Linked DNA regions of Homo sapiens: region 1 is linked to region 2. A link is a loop called in an ENCODE intact Hi-C map of the cell type or tissue named here. Cell type or tissue: ascending aorta. All regions are shown on one strand.

Region 1 (2,500 bases), 240 kb after region 2:
TACTTGGGAGGCTGAGGTAGGAGAATCACTTGAACCCAGAAGGCAGAGATTTCAGTAAGCCGAGATCATGCCACTGCATTCCAGCCTGGGCGGCGGAGCTAGACTCCATCTAAAAATAATAATAATAATAAAACTCAGGACTCAATCAGTTGGCAAGTTGGAACCCATAACTATGGGAATAAACTCTTTACAGAATCACACATTTATAATTGAGGCATCCTGCCATTTAGCATAGTTCATTTTGGTTTTGATTTTGATTGGAAGTGTGGGATGGCGGTGAATCTTTGTATCTTTTCCTTTGGAACATTGACCAAAGATTAGTGTATTGTTGGTGATACCTTTTACCGCTTTCTTTTCCTCTCCACCTCTTACTATCGTAAACTTTTCATGTTATCCTCTGGATGAAAGCTGCTATTCCTAGTGGTGACAGAGTTTGACACTGTGGGCAGGATAAGGGGAAGGAATGTGGGTGCTATTCGATCCTTCCCATCCGGTGCACTAGAGAGCTGGGAAGGACCAAAAACATGGGACAAATTGGTCTGTGAACTTTATGGTAATGAGCACAGGCAGGCCTCAGTTTACAACCCTACTGTGTTTTTTTTAGGTGTGTTTATTAGTATTTGGAACACTGTGGTCTTCAGTGGCAATAGTGTTTTTTTGTTTTTGCTTTGTTTTTTTTTTTTTTTTTGGAGATGGAGTCTCGCTCTGGCACCCATGCTGGAGTGCAGTGGCACGATCTTGGCTCACTGGAACCTCTGCCTCCCTGGTTCAAGCGATTCTCATGCTTCAGACTCCCAAGTAGCTGAGATTACAAGCCCGTGCCACCACATCCAGCTAATTTTGGTATTTTTAGTAGAGGCGGGGTTTCACCATGTTGACCAGGATGGTGTCAAACTCCTGATCTCAAGTGATCCGCCTTCCTCAGCCTCCCAGAGTGCTGGGATTACAGTCAGGAGCCACTGTGCCCAGCCGCAGTAGTGTTACAAATGATCTTTTAGCCCATAGGCAAGCTTGAGAAATGATGATGACGATGATGATGTAGCTGAAAGCTATAAATAGCTGAAATATATTCCTTCAAAAAATGTAGAGCATTTCAGCAATAGGCCAGTCTGGGGAGTTACCCAACACTTCTGGCAGCGCCTTTGAGAAGAAATTATGTCGGAATTCTGAAGCACAATGTCAGGAACACATTTTCCCCTGGGATTAGCTCTCTGATGGGCACGGGACAGTTGTTCTTGCGGTTGCCTATATAGAGAACAAACGTCTATAATTGTTCTCCAGCCCAAAGAAAAATATTACAAACTCGGGACTCTCAAACCACACATTTCCAACTTTATCAACTATGTGCTCACCAAGTTTCTCTCTTGAGACTCACTTTATTACTTTTCCTTCCTCTGTAGTTGGTCAGGGTGGAGCTTTGACTTGCCATCTCCTTCAGCTCCGCATCCTTTGACCTGAGCCTAAAAACCGCCTGTGTTCCTTTCAGGGCCTACATGGCCGTGGCTGAACTGAAGCTTTCCTCTGTAGAATTGGATGCAGTTCTTCAGAAATGATTGCCAGCTTCGGGTTTAAAACCCTGTAGTCTCAAGACAAGGAATTGAGTCAGAGGGACTCATTTAGCTGTCGTGGGTGCCCTACTCTGTTTGAGTACTCTATGGCAAGGACCTATGAAGGCCACCGACTGCTATGGGGGATGCCTGGGTGTCCAGGGATGCTTGGGGACTGGCTGCTACCACTTCAGGTCCCCTGCTGAGGGTGGCTGTCTCTGCAGGGGAGAAGTCTTAGATTTCACCTTCCCCTTCATTTCTGAATCTTAGGGTTGTGCCCCAGCTCACAGTGCTCCCTCATCCTTGTGGCTCGCGTTAGCGCTGCATTTGTCATACTCATTTTATACCTGTGATGATGCCACCACCCCCCAACCCCCGCCGTTTTTTTTTGTTGTTTTTGTTGAGACAGAGTCTTGCCCTGTTGCCTGGGCTGGAGTGCAGTGGTATGATCTTGGCTCACTGCAACCTCTGTCCTCCGGGTTCAAGTGATTCTCCTGCCCAGCCTCCCAAGTAGCTGGGATTACAGGCACCCACCACTGCGCCCAGCTAATTTTTTGCATTTTTAGTAGAGACGGAGTTTCATCATGTTGGCCAGGCTGGTCTTGAACTCCTGACCTCAGGTGATCCGCCTGCCTTGGCCTCCCAAAGTGCAGGGATTACAGGCATGAGCCACTGTGCCCGGCCGATGAGCACCTTGCTTTGCTCTTCTCTCCATTCTTATCTGCACATGGCTAAGTTTTCTGACAAGCTTTGCACTGGGGTTTGCAAGCATTTGGGAGTTGAGACAGCATCTGAGGTTAAAGAGCACAGTGGACAGGCTGTGTCTGCATGGTTCCAATAATCTGCATTAAAAGTCGGCTCTCCCTTAAAAAAAAAAAAAAGCAGAGTGGACAGAGAGGAGGAAGAGTGTTCTTCTAGCACCACTGCCCACCTGTCGGCCTCTGCTCCTCTTT
Region 2 (2,500 bases):
CAGGGTCTTGCTATGTTTCCCAGGCTGGTCTCAAACTCCTGGGCTCAAGTGATCCTCCTGCCTCAGCCTCCCAGAGTGCTGGGATTACAGGCATGAGCCACTGCACCCGGCCCACTTGTACTTAATAGTTGCCTGGTCAACTCTCTCAGGAGCTGTTGCCAGCGTTGGAACTGACCAGGAGAGAGGCAAAAACATAGTGGTGCACAGCAGAAGAGAAGGGGTTTCTGATGGGACAAGGCAACAAAATGAATGTGTCACTGGTCCAAGCAGCAAAGCACTCATTTGTCCCCTTCAAATTTCAGACCCTCAGTATTGAAATGTCCTCAGGGTGATCTGAGGAACCAGATGAGAGTCTGATGCTAGGACCTCAAATGTCCTAAAATGTATTTAGATAAAGTACTAATTATTTCTACTTCGTTTCACAACTTTGCAAGAGAAACAGCCATTTTTATTTTGAGAGGTTCTTAAATAGGCACAGGAAAGTAATATAATTTGCCAAAGATGACAGAAAGTCTACGAGAAGTTGAAGTCTTTTTACCTTTTCACGTATTTTCTTTAAAAAAAAAAAGTATCCGGTTTCTTTGCAATATGCTGCAGTTTATCCTATTTATGAGGTTTGTTTTCTTATTGGATCAAGAGTTTGCTGGGGATGGGGAAAAAGAGACTTAGGGAATTTTTAAAAACTCGCCTTAAACACTTAGGGTTATTAATTCTCACGAAGAAAAATATTTATTTAAAGAGCTGATTCATCGTATTATAACCTTGCGAATAAACATACCAAGGGGCTGAGTATAGGGAGGAAATATGGAGAATTAGTCATGAAAAGCATTCAAAGGAAGAGGCCGGGCAGGAGAATTAGCAATGAATAGGGCCAGAAGGAGAAGGGGCCGCCAGTCAGTAAGCACCTGGTATTGACAGACTTTATTTCATTTAGTCTCAACCACAGGTAAACACAGTATCTCCATTTTATAGATGTGGAGACTGAGGCATGGGGCAGTACGTACATTATTTTGAGTTCATACAGGTAATACCTGATAGATCAAGGTTGGGAACAAAGGTTGGTCTGAGGGAAGTCTCTTTTCTACTCCACATACTACGATGGAAAGAAAACTGGACTTGGCCTGGCACAGTGGCTCACGCCTATAATCCCAGCACTTTGGGAGGCCGAGGCAGGCAGATCACTTGAGGTCAAGAGTTCGAGACCAGCCTGGCCAGCATGTTGAGACCCCCGTCTCTACTAAAAATACAAAAATTAGCCAGGCGTGGCAGTGCACACCTGTAATCCCAGCTACTTGGGAGGTTGAGGCAAGAGAATCACTTGACCTCGGGAGACAGAGGTTGCAGTGAACCAAGATTGTGCCACTGCACTCCAGCCTGGGCAACAGAGTAAGACTTCATCTAAAAGAGAGAGAGAGACAGACAAAGAGAGAGAAGGAAGGAAGAGAGGGAGGGAGGGAGAAGAAAGAAAGAAAGAGAGAGAGAAAGAGAAAGAGAGAAAGGAGAGGAGAGGAGAGGAGAAAGACTAAATGTAGGGAAGGGGAAAGGGAGCTGGTCTAAGTTTTAGACCCAGCTGTACTACTGGTTGACTGTGTGGCCTTAGGAAAAATGCCGTGATTCATCTGGGCCTTGGATTTCTGAGAGATTGAGGTCTGTGAAAGATTGAGGTCCATAACTTGAGGCAAGGTCCAAGCCCATCACTTTTTTTGGAGAAATAACATTTATTCTGCCCACTGTTGTAATCTAAACCAACCTGAGAATTTGTCATCCCTCTACATCGGTGCCATTGTGAAGGGGAGCTCACTGGGCATTGGGTCAGGCATAAATTAATATGTAACAGGGAACAAGTGTGTTTGGAAAGAAATGGGCTTTATCGTGCTCATCTCAGCACTGTCCACTAATTTAATTGAAGTATAATTTAAATATTATGAAATGTAGAGATCTTTGTGATTCAAGGGGGTTTGACAATTGTATACACATATGTAAACCACCACCCAAATTAAGTTAAACAACGTTTCAACACCCCAGAAAGTTCCCTCGTGCCCCTTTCCAATGAGTTCTACCAAGAAGGAAACCACTGTTGCGATTTCTGTCACCATCAATTAGTTTTACCTGTTCCAGAACTTCACCTACGTGTAATCGTATCTGTGAATCCATCTTCATTTCTAGAGGAACAGCTATGGTTCCAGGAGGTGGGTGGCAAATTATCTTCCTGTTGACTGTGGAGTCAGGGTTGTGAGGTCCATTCAGTGGCAGAATGAAAGTCAGATGAGATGTTGGTATTTGCTTCTTCACCCCAGGAAGTTCATAGATTTTTTAAAAACGAAATCTGGGACCGGGCACAGTGGCTCACGCCTGTAATCTCAGCACTTTGGGAGGCCGAGGCAGACGGATCACAAGGTGAGGAGTTTGAGACCAGCCTGGCCAACATGGTGAAACCCTGTCTCTACTAAAAAATACAAAAATTAGCCCGGCATGTAATCCCAGCTACTCAGCAGGCTGA

The links. Peaks named below come from ENCODE experiments on the same cell type or tissue, not always from the same donor. Only the 100,000 strongest peaks of a DNase experiment are listed, where the experiment ranks them.
Region 1: it touches region 2 in a loop (3-fold over the local background); 2 of 110 quality-filtered maps call a loop at or near these places.

What each region holds. Positions count from the first base shown.
Region 1 is chr5:16,885,121-16,887,620 of GRCh38, reverse strand. All of the region lies in intron 1 of MYO10 (myosin X), which reads left to right. Among named protein-coding and RNA genes, the nearest start is that of MYO10, 50 kb to the left of the region's middle. In ascending aorta, no CTCF peak of the experiment used is centred here; DNase peaks (open chromatin) are centred at 1,120 and 1,442; H3K27ac peaks cover 2,147 bases.
Region 2 is chr5:17,126,377-17,128,876 of GRCh38, reverse strand. No RefSeq gene overlaps it. Among named protein-coding and RNA genes, the nearest start is that of MIR10522, 28 kb to the left of the region's middle. In ascending aorta, no CTCF peak of the experiment used is centred here; no DNase peak of the experiment used is centred here; H3K4me3 peaks cover 527 bases; H3K27ac peaks cover 1,581 bases.